Linked DNA regions of Homo sapiens: region 2 is linked to region 1. The links are chromatin contacts, found by Hi-C or POLR2A ChIA-PET in ENCODE. All regions are on one chromosome and are shown on one strand. The core of a region is the stretch at or near the end of the contact, and the rest is flanking DNA. Distances in the headings are between cores, read along the strand shown.

The links. Hi-C counts contacts between places; a loop is a spot of excess contacts on that map. ChIA-PET counts read pairs that join two places held with the same protein, here RNA polymerase II (POLR2A). Pooled maps may share reads with other maps.
Region 2: a pooled map shows a loop between it and region 1 (4-fold over the local background). The contact joins the promoter of FBXO22 here to the promoter of COMMD4 in region 1. A Hi-C loop is called at or near these places in 4 of 50 pooled maps. POLR2A ChIA-PET finds 5 or more read pairs at or near these places in 2 of 52 experiments (A673 and activated CD4-positive, alpha-beta T cell).

The regions. Positions count from the first base shown.
Region 1 is chr15:75,330,615-75,337,989 of GRCh38, forward strand. It overlaps COMMD4 (COMM domain containing 4), which reads left to right and starts at 5,449. Exons shown (of 8, transcript NM_017828.5): 1 at 5,449-5,478. The coding sequence starts at 5,476. RefSeq lists enhancers at 5,283-5,332, 5,673-5,842.
Region 2 is chr15:75,900,871-75,908,074 of GRCh38, forward strand. It overlaps FBXO22 (F-box protein 22), which reads left to right and starts at 3,008. Exons shown (of 7, transcript NM_147188.3): 1 at 3,008-3,233; 2 at 3,621-3,759. The coding sequence starts at 3,094. UBE2Q2 (ubiquitin conjugating enzyme E2 Q2) reads left to right here. Exons shown (of 13, transcript NM_173469.4): 13 at 1-208. RefSeq lists enhancers at 2,176-2,835, 2,660-2,749, 2,836-3,493, 3,110-3,209, 3,230-3,279 and a silencer at 3,330-3,399.

The DNA of each region.
Region 1 (7,375 bases), core at 4,199-6,698:
TCTGAGTCGACAGACAGCATTGATTTGGGGACGGGGTGGGGGGGCGGTGCTGGAGAGATGCCCCTCACCTCCCTTAGCTCCTCCTGTCCAGCCAGTGCTTGGCCACCAAGGCCCCTGACTTCCAGGCCCCAGTCACCACTAACAGGGTGCTGCATGGGAACAAAGTGTAGGCCCAGAGCCTGGAGTTCAGGTCACTCCTCCTTCCAGTCGAAGCCTCTATCCCTCCCAGGTGAGTCCACCCTCATTCCTCCATGGGCCAAATATCCTAAACAAAGGCCTGGACATGGGGTCTTTATCCAAGTGCCCAGAAAACACACACAGAAAGGCTCTGCAGGCCCCCGTGGCCTGTCAGAGGTAAGAGCCTGCCCATCAAAATGCACAGTCCAGGTTCTTGCAGGGAGGTGAGGAGGGGAGGAAGAAAAGGTCTATCTCATTCTTTCAGCAGGAACCTAAACTTGGGAAAGCCAGACGCAGTACATTTCTTAATGATCCTGATACTTTTATAACTGGTTACAGCGGGGTCACATGCACAACTGTTTTCCAACATCTTTCAACGGGACACATAACATCCTGCAGCTTATTTTTTTATTTTGTAAGGCCAGGGGCAGTGGCTCATGCCTGTAATCTCAACACTTTTGGAGGCTGAGGCAGGAAGTCTGCTTGAGGCCAGGAGTTCAGGACCAGCCCAGGCAACATAGCAAGACCCAGGATACAACAGAGAAAGACCCTGGCTCAAAAAATATCTTTTCCAAGTGCAGTGCCATGATCACAGCTCACCATAGCCTCCAACTCCTGGGCTCAAGCGATACTCCCACTTCAGCAGCTGGGACTATCAGAGCGCAGCACCATATCTGGCTGATGTTTTAATTTTTAGTAGAGATGCGGTCTCACTATGTTGCCCAGGCTGGTCTTGAACGCCTGGCCTCAAGAGATATTCCCAATGCGACCTCACAATGCACTGGGGTTGCAGGCATGAGCCACCATGCAGCCCCTGCAAAATCTAACTGTCCTTCAGGTGCTCCTTTTGGACCTCCTAGCTAGACTGCCATTGGCAAATGCCAGTTGATTATCCACCCACATGTATGTTAATGGATTTCCCATGTTTTATTTGTCTAGACCAGGCTTTCTCCACAGCAGCACTGTTGATGTTTAGGGCTGGACAGTTCTCTGTTCTGGAGCTGTTTGCGCCTCGCAGGATGTTTAGCAGCATCCCCAGCCTCCGCCTGCCACATGCCAGCAGCACTCCTCAGTGTGACAGCCAAAGTGATTTCAGATACTGTCAAATATCCCCAGGGCGGCAAAATCACCTCCAGTTGAGAACTGCTGACCTAAAACCCTCTGGAACAATGTTAGATCATGGTAATGATAGCGCATACTGCTCCTGACCTTAATGGGAATACCTCTAGCATCAAAGTATAGTAGTACCTGTATACTACTGTCTGGGCTGTTATTAGTACACTGTATTAGTCCATTCTCACTCCGCTATGAAGAAATACCCAAGACTGAGTAGTTTATAAAGAAAAGATGTTTAAGTTGACTCACAGTTCTGCATGGCTGGGGAGGCCTCAGGAAACTTACAATTATGGCAGAAGATACCTCTTCCCAGGGCAGCAGGAGAGAAGGAGAGCGAATCAAAGGAGAAAGCCTGTTATAAAACCATCAGATCTCGTGATAACTCATTCACCATCACGAGAACAGCATGGGAGAAACCGCCCCCATGATTCAATTATCTCCACCTGGTCCCACCCTTGACACGTGGGGATTATTGCAATTCAAGGTGAGATCTGGATGGGGACACACAGCCAAACCAGATTATATCCTTTATATTAGCATACTGTATCGAAGTATAATTTTCTTTCTTTTTTTTTCTTTGAGATAGAGTCTCGGTCTGGCTCTGGCTGGAGTGCAGTGGCACGACCTCAGCTAACTGCAACCTCCATCTCCTAGGTTCAAGCAATTCTTGTGCCTCAGCTTCCTAAGTAGCTGGAACTACAGGTGTGTGCACCCCCTAGCTAATTTTGATTTTTTTTTTTAGTAGAGACGGAGTTTCACCATGTTGGCCAGGCTGGTGTCAAACTTCTGGCCTCACGTGATCCCGCCACTTTGGCCTTCCGAAGTGCTGAGATTACAGGCATGAGCCACCGCACCCAGCCTGAAGAATAATTTTTACAATGTTAAAAGCATGACTTTCATACAAATAATGAAGGAATATGTATAAGATATTTTCTTTAATTCACAAGGGAGTTAGCAACATGGTGAAGCAAGTTCAAGGAGCTTTTTGAGAGACAGTGTCTGTAATGCTCCAGGAAGGGCATTCTGAAATGTATTCTGAGATAGAGACAAAACTTGTTAATATCCTATAGGGAGGTCAGGCATGGTGGCTCACACCTGTAATCCCAGCACTTTGGGAGGTCAAGGCAGGCGGATGACCTGAGGTCAGGAGTTCAAGACCAGCCTGGCCAACATGTTGAAACCCTGTCTCTACTAAAAATACAAAATTAGCCAGGTGCAGTGGTGGTCACCTGTAGTCCCAGCTACTCAGGAGGCTGAGGCAAGAGAATCGCTTGAACCCTGGAGGCGGAGGTTGTAGTGAGCTGAGATTGTGCCACTGCACTCCAGCCTGGGCGGCAGAATTAAATTCCGTCTCAAAAAAAAAAGGGGGGCCGAGCGCAGTGGCTCACGCCTGTAATCCCAGCACTTTGGGAGGCCGAGGCGGGCGGATCACGAGGTCAGGAGATTGAGACCATCCTGGCCAACACGGTGAAACCCCGTCTCTACTAAAAATATAAAAAAATTAGCCCGGCGTGGTGGCGGGCGCCTGTGGTCCCAGCTGCTCGGGAGGCTAAGGCAGGAGAATGGCGTGAACCCAGGAGGTGGAGGTTGCAGTGAGCCAAGATGGCGCCACTGCACTCCAGCCTGGGTGACAGAGCGAGACTCCATTTCAAAAAAAAAAAAGAAAATCATATTGGGAAATAAAACTGCCATCTTTGGGTGTTATCTTTTCCACTGGACAGAAACCCTAAGTTAACATATATACATATTCTCAAGAATATTCATAACATATTCTGTAGTATATTTCCCTACACTAGTGGTTTTCAAAGCATGGTCTCAAATGTCACCTGGGAATATAGACACGCAATGCTCAGGCCCCACCTCAGTCCTATTGAGTTAGAAACTCTGGTGTGAGGCCCAGCAGCCGGTTTCACAAGCCCTGCAGGTGATGATGATGCACTCTAATGTGTGAGAACCACGGCTCTAAATAGTCAAATCATCTTTTTTTTTTTTTTTTTTTTGAGACGGAGTCTCACACTGTTGCCCAAGCTGACTGAAATGCAGCGGTGCAATCTCGGCTCACTGCAGCCTCCACCTCCCGCGTTCAAGCGATTCTCATGCCTCAGCCTCCTGACTGGCTGGGATTACAGGCACCCACTACCACACCCTGCTAATTTTTTTTGTTTTTTTTCAGTAGAGACAGGTTTTGCCATGTTAGCCAGGCCACCGCTCTCGAACTCCTGACCTCAGGTGATCTGCCTGCCTCGGCCTCCCAAAGTGCTAGGATTACAGGCATGAGCCACCGTGCCCAGCCTTTATTTATTTATTTATTTATTTATTTATTTATTTTTATTTTATTTTATTTTTCTGAGATGGTCTCCTTCTGTTGCTCAGGATGGATGGAGTACAGTGGTGCCATCATGGTTCACTGCAGCCTCCACCTCCCAGGCTCAAGAGATCCTCTGACCTCAGCCTCTTAGGTAGCTGGGACAACACGTGTGCACCAGGACAAGCGGGTAATTTTTTGTAGAGACTGGGGTCTCCCTATGTTGCACAAGCTGGTCTAGAACTCCTGGGCTCAAGCGATCCACCGGCCTTGGCCTACCAAAGTGCTATGATTAAAGGTCTTAACATTCTTAAAAAATTTTTTTGACATGGTTTAGGATAGTCTAGTAACTTAACGTACTGTTGTTTTCAACAGGCTAGTGGTTATGATTTGTAAAAGAACTCTTCAGAAATGAGCTCAATTTTACCATGAATTGGGGACACTTTACATTTCTATTTTATAGTGCAGTTTAATTGTCATGGGCTCTGTCTTTTAAAAACCTGAAAGCCTGCAACAATAAAACCAGCTGCACCTGTTGCATGGGATAGGCATGGAATTGAGGAGAGAGCTCAAACTACAGTCAGCCCTCTGTATCCTGAGGTTCTGGATCCTTGGATTTAACCAACTGTGCATCGAAAATATTTGGAAAAAGTAAAACAATAAAAAAACACAGGTCGGGTGCAGTGGCGGGCGCCTGTAGTCCCAGCTACTCGGGAGGCTGAGGCAGGAGAATGGCGTGAACCCGGGTGGCAGAGCTGGCAGCGAGTGGAGATCGCGCCACTGCACTCCAGCCTGGGCAACAGAGCAAGACTCCGTCTCAAAAAAAAAAATTAAAAAACTTTATAACAGCTATTTACAAAGCATTTACGTTGTATTAGGTATTATAGTAATCTAGAGATGATTTAAAGTATACGGAAGGATGTGCACAGGTTATTTGCAAATACTATGCCATATTATATCAGGGACTTGAGTATCTGTGAATTTTGGTATCTCTGGGGTCCTGGAACCAACATCCTGAGGTTACCAAAGGACGACTGTATTCAATTTTGTCTCTGGTTATTAGTCTATTCTCAAATGTATTTTTCTTGTTGTTTTGTCTTTTTGTTTTTGCCTCTTCAAGTCAATGTCGGAAACTTAGTTGTTCTAGACTACCCATTAGCTCAGAGCTACCAGTAATCAGACTACCACTGCAACCTAAGCAACCGATTTTTCTTCCCCATCAGACTGGCAAAAATTAAGATAAGCATCTATTGATGTTGAAGCTGTAGGGAGTTTTCCTGAGCAAGTAATTATGACAGCCCTTTTTGCTAGGCACCTAGATGATTCATCAAAATGAAATAAAATACCCATGCACTTGAAGAAGTTATCTGGTTTATTTCCTTACCTGGGTGCTGGTTATGTGAGGTGTACAGTTGATGAAAACTTATTAAGCTTTATAATAGGTACAATTTTCTGTATGTGTAGTAGACGTCAATAGTTTTTAAAATGTCTTTTGCCACAGCCCGCAGCTGTGAATAATGCTATTCGCTTAACAGTGGAAAACGTGTCAATGACCTGAAACACCCTGGCTCCCGGGATCCTACCCCCTTAAGTTAAACAAATGAAATAACTTCCACTGTCTTTCCTAATGTCTTAATTCGGTCCTCAGTTAAACTGGCGGTTGGCGCCAGTTTTTTCCAGGGAAGGATTCTGGGAGACGGAGGAGGAGACGCCAGCATTTCGCCCCCTGCACCTCCAGCGGGCTGCGGTCCGCTCCCGGCCTCACTCGAGCAGGCCCCGCCCTCCCAGAGGCAGTTAGTCCAAGTCACGTGATCGTCGACTCAGCTGACCCTGCGGGACCGGAAAAAGAAATTCCCGGGCCCTGGCTTCTTGGCGCGATGGTGAGGCACTAGGGGCGAAGCGAGGCTTGGGCTGCTGGAGCGGGAATGAGGGGGCGCCAAGTGGCTCCGGAAACTGGGGGAGGTTGTACTGGCCTCTCCGCAAACACAGTGTGTGCGGGCGTGAGGGCTGTGAGTCTGGTAGGGAAAAGTCCACCACTCTCCCGCTCCCGAGACGGGGGCGGGGGTACGGGGCGGGTAAGACAGAGCAGGCCGGCCGGCTTAGAGTCCCGGTGCTTCCCTGGCGGAAGGAAGGGCCCCTGCCTCCCGGGGCAGGAACTAGGGCTTGTCTGGAGCTGGGAGTCCTTTCAGGTCTTCCCCATCCCCAAGAGGACCTCCCAAGGATACCCCCTTCCCCAGCCCTGCCGTGGGGCTTGTACAAGAAGGTGCTTAGAATCAGGCTCACTCTTCCACACTGTTAGGAAGCCCCTCCGCTCTTTCCAGAGCCAGAAAGTAGTAGTTTTGGGGTTGAGACTTATCCATCCATCCATCCAATCCATCCATCCGTACGTTCTAAGCGCCTGGTCTATACCATGAAGTGTGCTAGGCACTGGGAGGACTTGAGCTGCCAAGGGAAGGGGAAATCGGAGGCTTGAATTGGAGTCATAGCTAAGGCTCCAGGGGCAGAGACCTAACTGCGCCTTGTGTGTAGTGCTAAGGGGGCTTCCTAAGGATGCCATCAAACTTAAAGGCGGATGGATGGCAGGAGCTGGCTGGCTGAAGTACAGTTTGTGTACCAGGGGTAGGGAGGCAAGGGTGGGAGACGTGTGTCTTCAGACAGGGAACAGCATGTGCAGAGACTTCAGGTTAGAGAGAGTATGGCTCCCCAGGAATGGATGCATTTCCCATAGCTGGGAGAGTATCATCTGCAGGTTAGGGAAAGATGAGGCTGGACAAGTAGAGAACAAATCTTCCTGGCTCTTGGATCACCACAATCAAGATAATGAACGTATCCACTGGCCTCCATAATTTCCTTGTGTGAGGGGCTATTTTAAGAAGTATAATCAAGAAAGGCTGTTCTGGCTGGGTGCGGTGGCTCATGCCTGTAATCCTAGCACTTTGGGAGAGTGAAGAGGGTGGATCACCTGAGGTCAGGAGTTCGAGACCAGCATGGCCATGGCACTCCAGCCTGGGCAACAGAGGGAGACTCTGTCTTATTTTTTTATTTTTTAAAAAAAGAAGGGCTGGTCTGATGTGTCACTTAAAGGATAGCAAGCCACTGGCCAGGCGCCGTGGCTCACGCCTGTAATCCCAGCACTTTGGGAGGCTGAGGGGGACGGATCACTTGAGGTCAGGAGTTCAAGACCAGCCTGGCTAACATAGTGAAACTCTGTCTCTACTAAAAATACAAAATTAGCCGAGTGTGGTGGCACATGCCTGTAATCCCAGCTACTTGGGAGGCTGAGGCAGGAGAATCACTTGAACCTGGGAAGCGGAGGTTGCAGTGAGCCGAGGTCGCGCCATTGCACTCCAGCCTGGGGAACAAGAGTGAAACTGTCTCAAAAAAAAAAAAAAAAGGATAGCAAGCCACACAGAGAGTGCAGCAGGCATGGAGGCGGGAGCAAGGCTGGTGTGCCCCAGCAGCAGCAGGGAAGCTGGAGTGGCTGGAGTTGTGTGGGTATGGGGAAGAGGGGAGAGAGTTCACTCGTCTCTGTGAGGCCCAGGACTTTGTTTTATCCCATGCTGTACCCCCAGCACTTAGAGTGGGAGCTAGCACAGAGAAGGTGCTTAATTGATGTTTGCTGAGCAGATGAATGCCTGGAGTAGACCTCAGAGCAGGGTTTGGTGGCAGGGTGGGTCAGGGAGAGAGTTTACTCAACAGCCTGGTGATAGGGGAGAACAAGAGGCCAGAGGGTATCCATCTATGTCGGGGACCAGGGGTCCCTGGTGGGCAGCAGTG
Region 2 (7,204 bases), core at 1,758-4,257, 570 kb after region 1:
AAATCTTGAATACATTGTTGAATTCTTTAATATCCTGATGGCAAGCAGACTGATAGCTGCACATTTGGCATGCTTTGTTTAATGGATTTTATTTTTAATTGCAGATTTATTTGGCAATGTACAGTAAATTTTGTAAACTTGCATCAAGTTTATGAATAAAGAACCATTTAAAAATTTTGTTTGTGCTGATCATGGCAAGCAAAAAAAAGATTACTTTCTCATTTTTCCCTCATAAGAAAACTCTGCTTGATGTGTTTGTAGGCTTTATTGAGTTTCTGGAATAAGATATTTAAGGAGGGAAGTGGTGAGGGGAGGCTTGGAAGACAGGCAGATTTAACAAGAGAAAGTGAAAGTGTGAAAGAACCTGGAAATAGTCTGTACAATAGTCACCTTTTCCTCCGCCTTTTTCCTCTTCCATTCTCATTATAAATTCAAGTGCTACTTTTTCCTTATGGCTATCCTTAGTTCCCCCAGTGAAAATAATCTGCTCCTTCCTTAGCATACCCATGGCCTCCTTGCACACAATTGACAGATTATTTCACATACAAGAAGTCCAGAGGTAGGACAACTCCAGGTACTGTACATCTGGGCTTTGCTCTGCTTCCTTGAGATTTTTCTATGTTGGTTTCATCTTTTGGTTGCATGTTATGTGCAGCCCCCTTACTTGATCCAGAGGTAGATAAATGGCCCTGTCTTCTAGTGTCTCCTTAGGAGGTGAGGAAATCTCTAAAAGCACCATCCCATCAAGCACACTGCCTCTTGCCTTTCCTTGGCTACATCAGGGACCTGTGCCCACCCCTAAACCAATGGTGGTGAAAAGAATGAAACCATCGTGATTAGTTTGCACAAATGGTTCTCAAAGCCTTATTTGGGGAACACTGGAGACCCCTGAGACCATTTCAAGAGGTTTTAAAAGACTATTTTCATAATATTAAAACATTTGCCATTTTCACTCATTCTTCCATGTGTACAATGGAATTTTCCAGAGGCTACATGATGTGATTTTGCAACAGATTGAATTCAGAAGCAAATATGAGAATCTATTTGTCTTCTATTAAGACAAATTAAATATTTGCAAAAATGTAGTGATGCCGTCACTGGTAAACTGTCCTCTTTCCCTACTTTATATCAGCCACAAAGAAAGAACGCCCACTTTGAAAGGCAGTCAGGTTTCATTCAGTAGCCAGAGAATGGAGAAGGGGAGCTCATACTCTAAAGGCACCTTCTCCCAGAGGGATGGGAGGCTGGGGAGTTTAAAGAGTTAGCTGAGGGGCGGGGGAGGTATGAACGGCATGCACAGACTGGAGTTCCAGACAAGCAGGCATAGTCCCTGAACATGCTGCTTCATACATCCATGTTCGTAAGATGCCAGTGAGCTTTCTTTAGGGAGAGGATTTTAGCATTATGTTAATTATCTAAAGGTAACTGGAGGGCGCCTGTTTATCTTCCTCTGGTATTCCGCAAGGGGTCAGGAAGCTCTGGTGACATCTGGGCCATCTGGCTTCCTTAAGCAGCTGCGCCTATAAATAGACTATGGGAAAAAACTGGCTGGGCTTGGTGGCTCATACCTGTAATCTCAACGCTTTGGGAGGCGGAGGCAGAGGGATGTCTTGAGGCCAGGAGTTTGAGACCAGCCTGGGCAACATAGACCCTGGGTCTACCAAAAAAAAGAAAAAAACCACAGCTACTCAGGAGGCTTATGCCACTGACAATGTCATACTATCCACCAGTGGGGGAAGGAGGATTTGGGAAATAATTGTTTTCCATAAAAATATTTCGTTAATGTATAACATCGGTTTTTTAAAAAGAGTTAAGCATTAAGATGTTCTGATTTAATTTTTAATATGGTAAATATTGATAGTCATAACACACATAAACTATTGGTCGTGTCAATATTTTAGGGTGTAAAGGGTCCTGAGGCCATAATGAGAACTGCTAATTTAGACCAAGTTTCTGCCCAAGATCTGGCGATCAAATCAGGGCTCCCTTAGGAAGGAATTGGCGGGAGGAATGGATGTTAGGTGGGGACAAACCTGTGTCTGCTGTGCTTCCATTTCTTGGTGGTTCTCAGTTTGAGCATGCATCAGAATCGTCATAAAGTGTGTTAAAACAGATTGCTGGGCCTCACCCCCAGTGTCTGATTCAGGAGGTCTGGGATAAGGACCGGGAATGTGCTAAAACTTAGTAGTTTCCAGGTGAATCTGATGTCCCTGGCGGGGAACTGGTGCACAGCTTGGGGCGTGCTTCACAGCAATCATCTCACTCAGCTACCTTAGAATGGCAGGTGCTATTTATGCCATTTTACTCATTCGAAACTTTAAACCTGAAGATTACAACGAGTTAACTAAGTTTACAAGGAATAAAGGCAGTGATTTTCACACACTAAGACAATTTTTTAAAAGCAAACGTCCGTTTATAAATCGAGCTTATGCTATTTAAACAGGCATTGGGACTACGAAGAGCAATAAGTACTACCTAGTCCCTGCAAGGAATTTGTGAATTAGAGAAAGATGTAAACTCAGAAATATGGCGGTGCCAGGGCAGTGAGAGGCACAGGCACAGAAGAAGAATTTATTTTCACTGCAGGAGGCCTCCTAGAAAGTTGCCAGGAGCGGTGGCTTATGTCTGTAATTCCAGCACCTTGGGAGGCCCAGGCGGGAGTATCGCTTGAGCCCTGGAGTTTCAGACCAGCCTGGAAACCCGTCTCTACAAAAAATACAAAAATTAGCTGGGCGTGGTGGCGGGAGCTTGTAGTTAAAGCTACGAGGGAGGCTGAGGCGGGAGGATCGCTTGAGCCTGGGAGGTAGAAGCTGCAGTGAGCAGAGGCCGCGCCACTCCACTCCCGCCTGGCCACAGCATTAGACCCAATCTCAAAAATGAAGAAAACAGTTCCGAGCGTATTACGGAACGGAGTACACCTCGGAGTACGGGCTCCAGACGAGGGAACGCACCGGCGTTGCCACGCCCACCTTCCCCGTCCAGCCGGAAGTGGCGCGGACGCCTGCTCAGTGCGCGCCGGCCGGGCAACCCTATGCTGGCGTAATCGGGTTCCTCCGAGCCGCCGTAGGACTGGTTCCGGCGGGCTGGTGAGGAATGGAGCCGGTAGGCTGCTGCGGCGAGTGCCGCGGCTCCTCCGTAGACCCGCGGAGCACCTTCGTGTTGAGTAACCTGGCGGAGGTGGTGGAGCGTGTGCTCACCTTCCTGCCCGCCAAGGCGTTGCTGCGGGTGGCCTGGTGAGGAGAGGAGGCGGAGGCGGGAAGCTTGCCTGGGGACACGCCGTGGGCATGTCCCAGGCTGGCGGGGTGGGGGGAGAGACCCTTGGGACCCACCAGGGCCGTCCCCGGCTCGCTCGCCCTACCTGAGGTGACCCCCTACCCGCGAGGTATCTCCCAGCCGTGGTGCCCCGGGGGGACTTCCCTGAGGGGCGAAGTTCCCCTTAAGGTTTTCTCCATATCTGGCTCTTCTTCCGAACTAGCGCCCTGACTGACACCTACCTACCCCGGGGACTTTGGATCCCGCAGGGATCTCCTGCTGCTGCGCCAGCGGGTGGGGGTTTGTGAGCTGTGGGAGAGACGAAAATGAACGTCCGTTCGCAATCCTTTGTGCGTTTGCGTCCTCAGCGTGTGCCGCTTATGGAGGGAGTGTGTGCGCAGAGTATTGCGGACCCATCGGAGCGTAACCTGGATCTCCGCAGGCCTGGCGGAGGCCGGCCACCTGGAGGGGCATTGCTTGGTTCGCGTGGTAGCAGAGGAGCTTGAGGCAAGTAGCAAGGGGTGTCATGCACAGTCATTTGCAGGTTGGTGGTTCAGTCTTTGAGAACTATTTTTTTTTAAATCCCAGTTTTGTTAATTAAAGGAACATCTCGTTCCGTGAAAAGATTTTGTAAACATCAGTTTTAGTGACTACACGGTAAGGATGTGTCATGATTTATTTGACCGTTCATCAAATGTTGGGCCTTTTTTTTTTTTTTTGAGACGTAGTCTCGCTCTGTGGCCCAGGCTGGAGTGCAGTGGCGCGATCTCGGCTCACCGCAAGCTCCGCCTCCCGGGTTCACGCCATTCTCCTGCCTCAGCCTCCCGAGTAGCTGGGACTACAGGCGCCCGCCACCATGCCCAGCTAATTTTTTGTATTTTTAGTAGAGATGGGGTTTCACCGTGTTAGCCAGAATGGTCTCGATCTCCTGACCTCGTGATCCGCCCGCCTCGGCCTCCCAAAGTGCTGGGATTACAGGCGTGAGCCACCGCGCCCGGCATGTTGGGCCTTTTAAGTATCCACATTTTCACTATTAACAACAACGCTGTGCAGAACCTTCCCTTCACCTGCTTCCCTTGAAGCAACTTTTTGTTGTCTGTTTTACCGGGAAGACAACTGGGTGTGTCTTGCTCAGTGAGCACACCTAGAAAGCCAAGAACCAAAACTTAAAGCCAAATATTTCAACTTCTGATCCTGTACTCTTTTGCTTCTCTGGCCCCCAACTTCAAAAGGGGAGCCAACACCAGGAGAGATGAAGACTCGAACTGTGGAGTCAGAGGGGCTGCAGGGTGTACCATCTCTGGGGAGTGGAAGGGAACCATTTGACAGTAAAGTGCCAACCTGCTGCTCTGTCACTCTGTTTACTTTAGTACGGCTTACAGACAGACATAACTACGGTGCAGCCGTCACAATCAGGAAATTATCACTGATACATTTCTACCATTTTATCCTCAGACTCGGTTCAGATTTTGCCAGTTGTCCCAGTAAGGTTCTTCATGGCAAAAAGATCTGTTCCCAATTGCAATTTGCTCTGAGTAAGTCCTGTTTCTTTAATCTCCTTTGATCTGGAACAGTTTCTCAAGCTTTGCTTGATTTTTCCCAATCTTGACACTTAGGAAAATCACAGGCTATTTTGTAGAACATCCATCAATTGTGTCTTTGGCAGGAAATAATCACAGAAGTGATGCTGTGCTTTTTTCACGGCATACTTTAGGTGGCATGTGATTTCCATTCGTCTTGTTATTGGTGGTATTACCTTTGATTACTCAATTAAGGCGATGCTTGCCAAGTGTCTTCACTAAAATCACTCTTCTACTGTAATGATTGTTTTGTGAAGAGATCATTTGAAACTATGTAAATATCGTGTTTCAATTCATTTATTTATTTATATCTGTACACTCTCGGAGTCTTATTTAATTCAGTGGGATATAATCTGTTACTGTATTTTGGTGCTCAAATTACCCCTCTCACCCCCTAGTTTGGCTAGTAGGAGCTCCTTCAGGCTGGCTTCAGTGTCTTTTTAGAGATGACTCCATTATCTTTGAGCACTTTTCTTGTTTTCTGGCACAAGATGTTCTAAGCTTGTCTTGGGTTTTACCTGCCTTGGTCCTGGAATTGGCCATTAAGCCCTGGCTCCTTTTGATGGAGTGTGGTATTTAGAAATCAAGGTCTAGACTCTCTAAGTGTACTCCTTGCCATTGAGGGATTTGCTGCTCCAAAGCCCAGTCATTAGAGCCAAGGAATATAAGTATGTATATACATGCATGTGTATGTATATACATTAGTATATACATATACACACATTTACAATTATATTTCTATATATATGTGGAGGCTCATGAGTTCACACAGGTGCATCCTTTTCGAATCAAACGCAGGATGCTTTCTAGTTTTGTCTCTGCTCATATTTGTACCTCCCTTTTGGGCAAAGGGAAACCTGGTTCTCATCATTCTTAATGTATTTAGATATTACATCAATGCCCCATATGTAACCAATCTTCTGTTTCCCCCTTCCTTGGGTGGTCTTTCTCCTTACCTTGTTTGGGCTCTGGAACTCTCATTCCAGGGAGCTGGCCAGTATCCAAAGGCAGGCTTGTAGAAAACTTTTCTTCTCTGGCACTTTGTCTCAACTCTTCCCATTTTCCCAGAAGTTTATCATTTGGAAAAATTCAAAATGCAAGCAGATTTCCTCGAAAGTGTTCTCTGGAGCATCGTTTATAATAAGGGATACTAAAAACCTAATGTTAATCTAATAAATAAAGCTATTAAATTATAGACTGCAAATGCATTAATGACAAGAGAAAATGTTGATTTTAAAAGTGAAAACAGATTATGAAATTATATATTTAGTATCATCTGAATTATTAAAGACAAAAAAGGGAGAGTAGAAAAGAAAGCCAAAATGTTAGCTTTTTTTTCCATTTACTGTTTTTAAAAAGTTTTCTATGGTTTTTAAAAAGTTTTCAAATTTTTACCACAGCAGGCATGATTTTTCTATAGCTTTAAGAGTTTATACATTGTAGTGGCTGTTAATAGCCAGACAGACTTAGTTGTGAACCATAGCTTTGGCATATACCAGCGGTGTGACTTTGAAAAAGCTACTCAACCTCTCTGAGCCTCAGGTGCTATCTCCATAAAATAAAAAGAAAAATAATAATTTTCCTATGCCCTTATAGAGTTGTTGTGAGGATTAAATAATGAAAAGGTAATGCATATAAACATTACTTACAATACCAGGAGCATAAGTTCTCAATAGATGTCTATTAAATATTCTTTTATTAGTATCATTATTAAAGTTCACATAGTTATAGTAATGCCCTTAGAGGAGTTCCTCCATTGTAGTAAACTGCTGGTGAGACAAAAACATGAAAACTCTATCCAAATCATACGTGCTGTTTATTTGTGTTTTCCAAGTTATCTAGTGGACATGGGTACTTTTATAGCCATAAAGAAAGTTGATTTAACTTTTCTATTAGAAATATTTTAAAGTCCGCCAGGCATGGTGGCTCATGCCTATAATCCCAGCACTTTGGAAAGCCGAGGCAGGCAAATCACTTGAGGTCAGGAGTTAGAGAACAGCCTGGCCAACATGGTGAAACCCCGTCTCCACTAAAAAAATATAAATATTTAAAAATATCAAATATATAAATAAAAATATTAAAGTACAAAAGTTGGCTGGGCATGTTAGTGCAAACCTATAATCGCAGCTACTTGGGTAGCTGAGGTACCAGAATCGCTTGAACCAGGGAGATGGAGTTTGCTTGAGCTGAGATTGCACCACTTCACTCCAGCCTGGGTGATAAAGAGTGAGACTGTGTCTCAAAAAAAAAAAATTTTTTTAAAGTCCACCAAAAGCTTTATAAAACAGCTTGCCATTTGTAACTTCTTTGAACAGTGGAATGTGGTGTCAGCTGTCTTAACTGTGCTTTGAGAACATTTCATATTGAGGCTT